Regions from separate parts of the Homo sapiens genome. Here region 2 is linked to region 1. A link is a contact called in ENCODE Hi-C or POLR2A ChIA-PET data. All regions are on one chromosome and are shown on one strand. Each heading gives the region's core, a stretch centred on a gene start or an enhancer-like site at or near the end of the contact. The rest is flanking DNA. Distances are from core to core; before and after follow the strand shown. Region 1 overlaps UBE2E1 (ubiquitin conjugating enzyme E2 E1). Region 2 overlaps THRB (thyroid hormone receptor beta).

Region 1 (6,095 bases), core at 1,407-3,906:
AGTAAGCTACTTAGTGGTTTCACCTGTGAAATAACTATTTTGACTGAAATGTAAAATAAGCTATTCAACAAAGAACATATTAAAACATCAAGTAATTTGTAACATCTTAAATGGAATACTTTTTTCATGAGCTCTAGTGAAGAACTACTACATATAAAAGACGATACTTACAAATCAGCTATTGCTGCTACAGTATAATTCTTCAAAATTTCTCATCATAAATTCATTTTTTGGTAAAAAAAAATTACCAGACACTAACTCACCCCCTTACCCTTTTCCCCCGGTTATTGAATATTAATCTAGCTTCCCACCCATGCATGTTACATAGATGGACAAATGCTTTCATAATGATTTTTAAATAAGTACCTTCCAGTTTGCTTTGTTTCCTACTAATGCAACTTAGTCTATATTAGTACAAACAGTTACCAATTCTTTTTAAATTCTGTAATGAATGTATGTGTATCCAGATAAGTTTCTCTGAAAGAGACATACAGAAACAGAACTGCTGGGTCAGGACATGTACTGCCAAAATGCCCCCTAAGGCAGGGTACCAATTTATCCATGACGGAACCCATTTCTCATGTACTTGCTACTACAGCATCTGCAAGTCAGAAAATGCTTTTAAAAAGATGCAGTAGGGTTCGTCTTTGAAGCCTAAATGGGGTAGATTATTTAACCTTTTCTAGGATACCTCATCTACAGCTGTGTAAAGTACAGATCCTAATATAGGTAACTAACTAATACCTACTAAATATGCATTATTTTTAGCTTGTTTTAGAAGCAGATACCTATCGATTTCAGAAGAATCTGCGAATGGCAACCAAAAGGCAAAAGAAAAGTAAATGAACACAGCAGTGTTTATTAGGTGGTTTTTAATATTGTTTATTAGCACAGTAACAAATGCAGACTTAAGTAGTCCACAACATAGAACCAATCCACTGAGCAACTCCTATTCCACGCCTTACAGTTAGTTAACAGCTTAAGGTATTTCACTACAGGTTTTCACAAGTCCTGATTCAGACCTTTTTTAAACAAAGTAGATTGGCATATAAAATAAAACGCACTACTCATCTCTTATATGGTGTTTTATAGCCACGTGTCCATTTTATATATATGAGATGACAATCTCTAAAAACTCTGTTAAATATCAATGTTCCCTTCCAAGAAGGGAAAACAAATTCCAATTTTGTTTTAAACAAAAAGTATGTAGTCTTAGAGGGACTTTACATAAATGGCCATATGTGTAACCTGTACCAAATTAAGCTGTTTTAAATTTACAGACTACAAGCAACTGAACCCAAATGTCTAAATGTACATTCTTTTCTGTACTACATTTCAGCTAATATTGCAGAACTAATGACAATTTTAAAAGTTGCTATTACCAATTCTGTCTACTGTAGCAAGATACCTTAAGTTACAACAAAATCTTAGGAAATAAGACTGAATAATATCTGTTATAGAAATACCCTACTCTTTACCAACTCCCACCCTCCCTGACCCCTTCAAAATCATAAGCAGCTCTCTTCTGTGACAGACAAATAATGTAAGAATTGTGAAACCCCAATTTATGTAGCGTATCTCTTGGTCCACTGTCTGGCCATTCTGTCATGTTCTGCTCTGTTGGTCATATACTGAGTGGCAATACTTCCCACCAAGGGGTCGGCTGGAAGAAAAGAATGTAGATTACTTTGGAGAAAGGAAAAGAACATTTTAAACTTTAGCGAATAGTGACAGCTTGGGTAGATACGTACGACAAAGTATGTGTGATCAAACCCATCTTCGAAACACCACTCCACCATGCTGGATATTTTTCCATCAAAATTTCAAAAAAACATAACGTTGGGGGAAGAGGGAATGCTTAGGCTTTAGTGTACTGGTCTGTCTTTATCTTAGTTCATTCCATTTTTCTCCCAACAAACAACACTCAATTGGAGTTTCTTTACTCTTATGTGTTAGGCTGAGTTCAGTAGAGACTGGAACGGTCAAGGCTTCAGACTGCAATGAACATCCAGCTGTGTTCATGTGACCCTTAGCTCAATGTCACCAGTTAACGGCATTGTGAATACTGTGAAGTCTTCGGGGCTGTTGCAGTGCAACACTATTAACCTTTACGCTGGTTAAAGAGCCAGGTTGCCAGGCAAAACCTGGACCTCCAATTAAGTATAGTATTTCTCTGAATCTTAGGATCTTTAATAAATTTATATTTGGTTTACCTAGAAAATATATTTGTCTGTGTGTGTGTATATATATACATATGTGTATATATATATATTTTTTGAGACAGGGTCTCGCTTTGCCACCCAGGCTGGAATGCAGTGCAGTGACATGCTCATGGCTCACTGCAGCTTTGACCTTCTGGGTTCAAACAATCCTGACACCTCAGCCACCCTAGTAGCTGTGACTACAGAAAAATATTTTTTAAATGAAATGAAGTCCCAAAAAAGTCACAATTCAATAGTCACTAAGTATTTAACAACTACCATTTTCAAAATTGAGTGCCATCTCAGTGACCAGCTATGGGACACATGCTCACTGAACCCCAGAGGCACAGGTGAGGCTTGCCAGGCAGATGACTCGACATTTAGAAGTGTCTGATTTGTTTTATAAGAACTCTATGGGAAATTAAGCAACAGGAAAAAAAAAGGAGGAAGAATAATTGAAACTAAAAGCCCAAGGCAAACTTACGTCAGTCTTCAGTTTAAAATACCTTGTTGCTAGAATATACTGATTAATGAAGTTGTGTGTCTCAACTAGTAGACTGAACTTGATTAAAACTTTCTTTTGAAAAGCCGATTAGTTTTTGTATTCACAAACTTGTGCAGAAAAATTAGTTTTGTCCTTTGAAAGCTTTTGGAAACAAGTATTTTTCAGGTAAGGAAGAATAAAACAAGGTAAAGAATTATGAACCTTACCAGGATTACAGTCTGTAAGAAGTGAGCAGATAGAAAGGAGGACTTTAGAAATGGTTAGTGCTGGACTCCAATTATCTTTCAATATGTCCAAGCAAATAACACCTTGACTGTTAATATTACAATGATAGATTCTTGTCCGAAATGTAACCTAAAAAAAACAAGTGACAGACAATATTTAAACAGCAAACAAACTTGTTACTAAATATTCAACTGAATGACCCTTAAGAAGGTGACTAAAAGCAGTTTTAATTAAAGCTGTCAAGAAGATAGACAATAAATTTGATTAGAAAGTGTTCATTGATACCATCTCAGGGACTGTGTCAATTTCATTTAAAATGTTATGTCCACTGACGGTAAGTTCAGTACTTCCTAATTTCATCTTTAGCAATTTTAAATCTTTTAAATATTAACATTTCCAAGTTTGAATAGCTAATTGTTTGCTGACCTCTTGTGTTAGCTGGTAGTACTACACTGCCTCAAAGTAAGCTTTAAAATACTGAGAATCATAAATACCTCTTAAAAACTGAAGTGCAACATAATGGGTACATAAAGATAATTAAACAACATACTTAGCAAACAATGACTACACCCAAAAGGCTGAACAAAATTTGAAGAGAAGTCTATTTCTGCTTTTTTCTGACCGTTACATCAGGTCCTATAGACATCCTGTCTACCTACATCACAGAATTTACTATTATATAATCGAGTGTCCATGGATGCAGAGCCAGTAATGGGCAAGGACCACAGCAGAACACAAGTCACATAAGCTGGTGTTATTTGGGTCTCTTAATTTTTATTTGTGAAATATACCAAAACACAAAGTAAAAATTACCTGTAATTTTACCAATTTTTTAAAAAAGTGACTTTCGATTACTTCTTGTTGCTGCAGTTGTACTTTTATCTGGCAGTCTACCTAATCCCCAAGACGGGGTTTTCTTTCTGACTGAATGAGAATCATAGATTGAGTACAGGAGATGGGTGACTTGGGCAATCCTCACCTGTCCTAGAAAGAAAACTGAGGCCTGGAGGTAAAGGAACAAGACCAAAACATGACAGGGAGCACAACAGAATCCAAAGCTTTGGGAAGAGATTCTGATTCTCTAGTTGTTTGGCCCCCTGACCTGCCCTGCCTTTTTTTGGGGTCTTGCTTTGTTGCCCAGACTGGACTCAAACTCTTGGGCTCAAACAATCCTCCCAAGTAGCTGGACTACAGGTGCACACCACTGCACCTGGCTTGACACCATTTTTAACCTCGAGAAAGGTTCAAAAACATTTCTCTATGGGCTGGAAAACAGGGGATTAATTCTAGGTTGCTGACAATATTACTATAAATAGCACAATTTTAAGCACCATCAAAACAAAGCACTTAATCCTAGAATGGTCTCTGCCAGATAAGGCAAAATCAACCTAAAGAAGTGTTTTGTATATGTTAAAATACTCAGATCTATTAGGACATAAGATAAATCTAGTTTCTGTGATTAAAAATTAAATTTAGAAAAACCTCAACAGTTGCTCTCTTGTGGGAATTAGTAAATTTGAGCATACAGGGAGATTTCTTACCTTTGGAGGCTTGAAGGGATATTCTGGTGTAAAAGTGATATCGAGAAAGAATACACCACCCTCATACACGGATCCTGGAGGCCCTAGAATGGTTGATCTCCATTCATAGATGTTATCGCCTTTGGGACCAGCACTGTGAATAATACGTCAACAAATAAGCAGATGGTGGCACTATCCCAATTTTTACAGTGTATTAAAAGAGATGGAAAGATTACCTCTCTCCTCTCTTTTGTTTACTGTGTGGATTCTCTTTACAAAACAAGTACAGAAACGGATGCAGAACTGCAACAAACCCATAGCCATTGGTCAAGCAAACTGGATGATAAAAGAATGTTAAAACCATTCTAAGCCTACCTAGCTACGAATAAGCAGGAAACTTTCCTCAATTCTCAAAACTCTCCTGGACACGTAGGAAAGTGTAAACAATACTTAAAATGGGAAACACATCTCAGCACCTAGAAGCGAAATTAGTGACAAATGCGAGCAGTTTTTGCTCACAGCTACATCACTTATGACCATTTTAAGCACAGAAGTTTCATTTTCTGACCCACTAACTGGCTCTTCCTTGCTCTTCTATCTCCATAATCTCACCTTTAAAAGAATCTAATAGATGGTTTATAATGTAAAAAGTATGTCCATGTTAGGTGGGAGGAGAATGGTAAGTATCCAGTTACAGGTTATTCAATTTTCATTTCAATGTGTATTCTATAATTGGGTTCTCTAAATACTAATACTTGAGACATTCCTCCAACCCTGTTAGCTGTTATCATAAATCACTGTTACATACACTTGGGTACACCATAATTTGGCCACAATACCATTCTAAAGCATTGTGTTGGCTTCTAGAGTGCCACCGCACCCAGCAAAACTACTCTTTTAAATAAATGTACGATGTGAATTGGATTTATTCACTCACTTACTGAATGCCCATGTACTAGGCAGAGGGTTAAATGTCAGGGGTTTTGATGCTGAACAAGACAAACTCCTTCAAGATGCCCTCTGCTAACTGGTTACAAAGTCTGATGCCTTCATTTAAGAGACAGAAGAGATGAAGAGGGAGGGAATAAAAAGCCTACCCATGGGCCTATACTTTCCCCAAACCCATCACAGGTTTTTCTTTTGGTCTGAAATTTGGTGTGAGAGATGCAACAGGTTAGGGGAATGAGCTTATTACAAAGGAAAAGCAGAGGAGAATACAAGTTGGGGAAGAAAACATGACATGGCAAAAAAGGAGGGAGAAAATATGGGCAACCGAATAGCGGGTAATGGGAAGAACAGGGCCCAAACTGGCCAAGAGGCAGAAAGAGCTCGGACACTGTCCACCTCACAGGAATGTTTTCAGAATTAAGTGAGAGAAAGAAGGAAACTGTAGAGCAACACACCCATGGGTATCTCTCATTAAACGGCAGTGATCACCATTATTATTAATTCTTTAATATCTCTTTGTGATGGGTATTACCAAAAACTATTAAAAACTTGTTTTATTTTTTATTTTTGAAACAGAGTCTTGATCTGCTACCCAGGCTGGAATGCAGTGAGTGGCATGATCTCGGGTCACTGTAGCCTTGACTTCTAGGCTCAAGTGATCCTCCCACCTTAGCCACCTGAGTAGCCGAGACTACA
Region 2 (6,308 bases), core at 2,913-5,412, 370 kb before region 1:
GTAAAGCTGATTCCCTATGTCCAAACTTTGTCTGCAACTTTTCAGGAAAAACAAACAAACAAACAAAAAATTTAAGAGGTACAATAAACACAGTTATTTTTTTAAGCACCAAGGGGGCCTGGGTTCTCTACTCAACTCTGACCCTAATTATTGTGTGTCATTTAGAAATTTGTCTTTTCAAGGCCCTAGTTTCTTCAAACGTAAAATGAAGCTTTGCAGAGAGCTCATGTTCAAAGGTCCTGAGGCAGAAGAAACAGTGATATATTTGAGGAAAAGAAGGAGGTCTGTGAGACTAGAATGGAGTGAGTGAGGAAAAACAGCCAGAGATGCAATCAGGGGGAATGGGGAACTTGGTTTTTACCCTGAGTGTGACAGGAAAGCATTGCAGGGTTTGGTGCCCAGGGATTAAATGAACTGACATGTAATTTGGCCAATAGACATTAATGTCAGTAAGACATAAATATGTTCTGCCAATGCCAAGCAGGAGCAAAAACATCATTTTTTCATCTTTCCTCAGTTCAGTGCCTCCAAAACTCTAAGAACTGAGACATCACTTTGGATGATGACATAGGACTTGTGTACTTATTACATGTAGTATCAACTGTCCATTAATACTTTTAAAACCCATGCTTTCCAACAAAGTTACTTCTTTAAAGCTTCCAGAGGTCATCTTTAATTTATGAATGAAAGATATGTTCTAAAAATAAGCTATGTACTAGTATAATTATCTATGTCTATATTTAAGTCAGCAAGTATCTATTCTATAAATGTTTATTGAGTGCCCACTCTGTCTAGGCCATGGTGCTGGTATGGAAGGAATGCCAGCAAAAAAAAAAAAAGGCCTGTAACCCCAATCCACATGAAGTTTACTATCTAGTGTGTCATTAAGTCATTTCCAGTATAATCTCCAAAAATAATTGAGGGTGAAAAGCCAAAATTTAAATACTAGGAAACTGGACATATAAGATATATTATGCATATTGGTGACATCATAATATAATTTTAAAAGCGTGGACTTTAGGATCTGACACATTCTGCTTCAACTTCTTGTTAACTATGTGATCTTGAGCAAGCCACTTTACCTCTCTGTGCAACTGTCTCCTCATTTGGTAAACAGAGATAATGCTCCCTAATTCACAGTGGTTTTGTAAGGATTAAATAAGATAATGTGTATAAAGAGTCTGGCATACACATTCGGTACATGGCAGCTGTTGGGTGAAAAAGAACAGGAAAGGAGAGAGAAGAAAATTGGAAGCAGTCCAGCAGGCAAGGTGGGATTGGAAGAATGCCAAAAGTAGCAAAATATTTTAATGTTGCACATAAATGACTGAAAGGCATAAAAAAGCTCAAGAATAATGTCCCCTTCTATTATGTTTAAAGCCAAAAATGGAATGGTTTACCCCTGTATGTCACACTAATATTTATTGTCTTTCAATGCTGGGCCCAGATACTCTAGAAGACATGTTCAGTTTTCGCCAGCCACCTAAACTGGATGAAAGAATATTTGCAAGAATCAAATTCTACACATAAATGTATTGAGTATCTGCTGTGTGCCCAGCACCATTGTAGTTTCTAGAGATAGAGTAATTAACAAAATAGAAAAAAAAATAAAAAAATCCCTTCCTCATGGTGTTTACCGTCTAGTAGGGGGTAGGGGAAAATAGGCAGTATATTAGAAGTATATTCAAAGGTGAAAAGCTCTCTGGAGAGAAAGTGGAAAAGTGATTAGGAAGAGAGGTGTAATTTAAATGGGTGATTAGGCAAAATCTTATTGAAAGGTAACATTTGGGCAAAGACTTAAAGAAGGTGTTGGTATAAGATCTCTGACAGTATCTGGGAGAGAAGCTTTGCAGAGAGCTCACATTCAAAAGTCCTGAGGTGAGAGCAACCCTTGATATGTTTGAGGAACAGAAGGAGTTCAGCAAGACTGGAATGGAGTGAGTGAGGAACAACAGCTGAAGACACAATCAGAGGGAGTGGGGAACTTGGTTTTTACCCCAAGTGTGATAGGAAAACCATTGCAGGGTTTGGCACCCAGGGATCAAATGAACTGACATATAATTTGCCCTGTGGAGTCATGGGACATAATTTATGTTTTAAAAAGACTACCTCTGGCTGCTATGTTGAGAATAAAATGTTGGGGGACAAAGATGAAAGCAGAAAGACCAGGTTATTATAAAAATCCAGGTGAGAGATGATAACAGTAATGATGGAGGTAGAAAGAATGTTTTGATTCTGAATTATTTAGAATCATCATTTATAGTGATTAAGGAAGACAGAGGATGGAACAAGTTTGTTTGTTTGACTTTTAAGGGAGGCCTGGGGAAGCTCTGTAATCTAGTTTGGACATATCAAGTTTATTAAAGTAGACAATTAGATATACAAGTCTAGAGTTCAAGGAGAGGTCTGGGGTCTATAGAGACACATATTTGGGAAATGTAACCTTATGAATAATATTTAAAGCCATTGAGACAGAATGAGATCACCAAGGGAGTAAGTACAGATAGAGAACTGAAGAATAAAAGGTATCCCAGGCGTAAGTCTTGTAGCTTGTAAAGGCTGGATGGAAAAGAACCAGAAAAGTCTGAAAAGGATTGTTCAGTGAGAAAAATCAGCAAAGTGTCTCATCCTGGAGGGTAAATGGAGGAAGATTTGAAGAGGTAGTGAGAAGCTAGCTGTATCAAGTGTTGCTGATAGGTCTAATAAAATGAGTTCCAAGAATTGCATAGGATTTGGCAATATGAGCCTCATGGGTTGGCTTAACTCAGACAGTTTTGAAGAGTGGGGAGAGAACTAAGTCTGATTGGAGAAACTTTCAGAGAAAAAGGCAGGAAAGAAATTGGAATCAGGGAGTAAGGACAACTCCTTTGCTCTAAAGGGGAGCAGGGAAATGGAGTGGAAGCTGAAGAGTATAGTGGGATCTAGAGAGTTTTTTTTGGTTTTTTTTTTTTTTTTTTTTTGAGACAGAATCGCGCTCTGTTGTCAGGCTGGAGTGCAGTGGCACGATCTCCGCTCACTGCAACCTCCATCTCCTGGGTTCAAGTGATTCTCCTGCCTCAGCCTCTTGAGTAGCTGGGATTACAGGTGCGTGCCACCACGCCCAGCTAATTTTTGTATTTTTAGTAGACGGGGTTTCACCATGTTGGCCAGAATGGTCTCGATCTCTTGCCCTCGTGATCTGCCCGCCTCGGCCTCCCAAAGTACTGAGATTACAGGCGTGAGCCACTGCGCCTGGCCGAGAGATGTATTTTTGAAGATTCAGGAAATAACATGTTTGCTAGTTGACAGGATGGCCAAGTAAAGAAGGGCCAAGTAATGAGGCAAGAGGTAAAGGAGAGAATTTCTGCAACATGTCTCTAAGTGGGAGGGCTTGGGGTCGCATTCCCAAGAAGAGAGATTGAGCTTAGATAGGACCAGGTGTGGGCCCAGACCAGCAGCATCGGCATCACTTGGGAATTATTAGAAATGCTAATTTTCAGGCCCTTCCCAGGCCTACTGATTCAGAAACTCTGGGGTTGGGGCCAGCAACCTGTTTTAACAAACCGTCTGGGTGATTTTGATGTAAAGTCTGATCTGTGGTAATAGAATACGTAGGTATAGATCCTGGTCCGAGAGTAGATGTGGTCCTAAGAATTGTAGGGAATTATCTTCCAGTTGCTTCTGTGTTCTCAGTTAAATAGGAAGACAGGACATAGCTGAGAGTGAAGACTGGAGGGAAGTTGTTGGAGATCTGGGGAGACAGGAGAAGTTTGATACAGTTGTCTAGGAGAATGGAAGAGTCAGTGACCTGGGGAAGAACTGTGAGTGCCTGAGAGCATTTAGTGCGCACCTGAGTTCATGGCCATGTGTCTACCCAGAGCCCATCAGTATGATTGTGTCTTTTTCTCCAGTGATGAGCAGCTGGAATTGACATGATGATAAAGAGAAAGCCAGAGAAAGAATAAGTGAATAAAATGACTACTGTCTCATAAACAGGAGCTTTACAGGCAAACATTGCTTTCCAGCATGGAAATTGTACCATTTCCTGAAGACCACCTTACCTTTTATTCTTGCAGTCCAAAATCCACCCTGCAACCCCAGCCTACTTGCCTCCTGGTGAGAGTCATGTCTACAGTCTTGGGGCTGCCACACAGCTCATGAGTCCAGAGTGCTGGATACGGCAAGGGCTGCCTGGCTAGTAAGACACAAACTGGTCAGCTAGAGATAAAGTGTGACTCACCGAGTGCCCAGAAAAAAACATTTCTTCATTTTCTCTCCTGACAACTGTATTTTCCTAAATTATTATATAGATAAGAGCTTGTCAGACACAAAAGACCACAATATTATATAATTCCATTTACATGAAATAGGCAAATCTATAGAAACAGAAAGTAGATTAGTGGTTGCTTAGGGTTGAGGTGATAAGGGAGTGACAGCTGAAAGGTATGGGGTTTCTTTTTAAGATGATGAGACTGTTCTAAAATTGACCATGGTGATGACCACACAACTCTGTGAATGTACCATGAACCATTAAACTGTATACTTTCTGTGGGTAAATTGTATGATATGGGAATCATATCTCAATAAAGCTGCTTTTTAAAACTTACATACACACACACACATTTAATTAATCTATTTGTATAGATGAAAACAAGGACTTGTTAATGGAAATAAACCAAATCACTTAAATCTATAACTGAATTTCTTTGTACCTATCTTTAAACAAATAGAACTTCCTTTAAATGCTGAGGGCTTTCCAATATATTAAAAACAAACAAACAAACTTCTAGTCTCTGATATGGGAAATAACTTTTAGGAGTTAAGCTTTTTTCCTTAAAAAAAAAAAAAAAAAAAAAAAGGTAAGCAGAGCTAATTCCCACTTTGTAGTGCTTTGTTGTGAAAAACTTGGACCAAAGTGGCTGTTAATTCTACTTTTCAAAGCTGAATTCTTTCTGACCCTTCAAAACGTATGCTCCCAGGAGTCTTAAGGCGGTGTGTTCCTCTCTCGTCAAAGCAGCATACACATACACTGTTAAGAACATGTTCATTTCTGCTTCTGTCAGCTTTGTGTCTGAGCACTAATAGTGTCCATGGTTTCACTTTTGCATGAACGTTTTTGCTCTAAGCTTAGGGAAGGACACTCTTTTCCATGCCGTAGTTGAAATGTGTAACTTGTCCCTGTTTAGAAAAATGCCGCCACCTACTTGCTTCATGTATCTGGTGATTTAAAGCAACTCCTGAATCATTCAACTTGGCCAGCTTGTCTTTGTGTAGGAACAATCCCAAGCCCATGTAGAGTCTTGCCTTGCAGCACCTGAAAATAAATTCTGTCGAGACTGATGCTCCATCCTCGAATTTTTGATAAATCTTTATGGAAGAGTTATTGGATGCTCATGGAGCAGGCGTGGGTCTGCAGTGGGGGCACGAAGGAAGCATCAGGAGGCCAAGTTAGCTTCTCAGCTAGTGGCTCTGTGACCTTGGGCAAGCCATTTAATTTTCCATTTCCACATCTAAAAATAAGGACTGAATCAAGCGATCTCTGGAGTTCCTTCCAACTCTACACTCTAGAAAAGGCAGTGTACTTCTGAGAGGTTAAGAGCTGGGGCCTCCAGTCAGAGTGACCTGGTTTGAATTCTGGTTTTGCTACTTGCTGGTAACCTCGTTCTAGTTCTTTGGCCTCTGTATGTATCAATGACTTCCTGTTGAAAAAGGAAATAATAATCATACCTGCTGCCCAGGTAGAGCTGTAAGTTACTGATCACAGGACTCATGCTAGAGTAAAAGCTGTTGGTATTCAAAGTAATGATGTGCCCGCACAGATCCACACTGAGCCTGCACTACAGCGTATGCAGTAATGTATACATCTGTACTCAACACAAAAGCAGATGAGATGGCCCCACCTGCATGCTTTTAGTCTAGCTGGGGAACAAAGCTATCATAGGTGAGATGATTACCCGTATGGTACTAAGTACAGAGCAGCAGTCCTTCAGGGGAAGGTTCAATGCCACATGAGAACTGGAGTTGCAGGCAGCTTGGCGCAGGACTGGACTGTGGGTTGGGAGAAAACATAAGCTGAAGCTCCACTTGTTTGTTTGTTTCTTTCCTTCCTCCCCTCTGGCTCTCCTAAGTTTATTTTGGTTTTGAAATCAGGCCTGCCCAGGGGAGTGAATCAAGCAGCAGACCCTTCGGCCTTTTCCTGTCTCTGTGCCTCAGACGGACAGGGCCTCCCACCCTGTTGGTTCTTAGGCGTCGCTTGCATTGCTGGGTGCCCTTTTTAACTTTTCCATCTTCCCCCAAATGAGTCCGAGGCCCCAGCCTCTGTGCCTAAT

Evidence for each region. A loop is a pair of places that touch in the nucleus more often than their neighbours do. ChIA-PET counts read pairs that join two places held with the same protein, here RNA polymerase II (POLR2A). Pooled maps may share reads with other maps.
Region 2: a map of colonic mucosa shows a loop between it and region 1 (4-fold over the local background). The contact joins two enhancer-like sites. A Hi-C loop is called at or near these places in 4 of 168 maps with a recorded cell type or tissue (GM12878, colonic mucosa, left cardiac atrium and 1 more), 1 of 37 single-sample maps with no recorded cell type and 7 of 50 pooled maps. POLR2A ChIA-PET finds 5 or more read pairs at or near these places in 2 of 52 experiments (A673 and OCI-LY7).

What each region holds. Positions count from the first base shown.
Region 1 is chr3:23,886,077-23,892,171 of GRCh38, reverse strand. UBE2E1 (ubiquitin conjugating enzyme E2 E1) reads right to left here. Exons shown (of 6, transcript NM_003341.5): 4 at 4,473-4,605; 5 at 2,913-3,060; 6 at 532-1,663. The coding sequence ends at 1,566. NKIRAS1 (NFKB inhibitor interacting Ras like 1) reads left to right here. Exons shown (of 5, transcript NM_020345.4): 5 at 1-2,221. Among named protein-coding and RNA genes, the nearest start is that of NKIRAS1, 28 kb to the left of the region's middle. Within about 2 kb of position 2,656, at least 2 of the 41 ENCODE cell types and tissues checked have a DNase peak (open chromatin) inside an H3K27ac peak, as active enhancers do.
Region 2 is chr3:24,258,150-24,264,457 of GRCh38, reverse strand. The region is part of intron 3 of THRB (thyroid hormone receptor beta); the gene reads left to right. Among named protein-coding and RNA genes, the nearest start is that of THRB-AS2, 110 kb to the right of the region's middle. Within about 2 kb of position 4,162, at least 5 of the 41 ENCODE cell types and tissues checked have a DNase peak (open chromatin) inside an H3K27ac peak, as active enhancers do.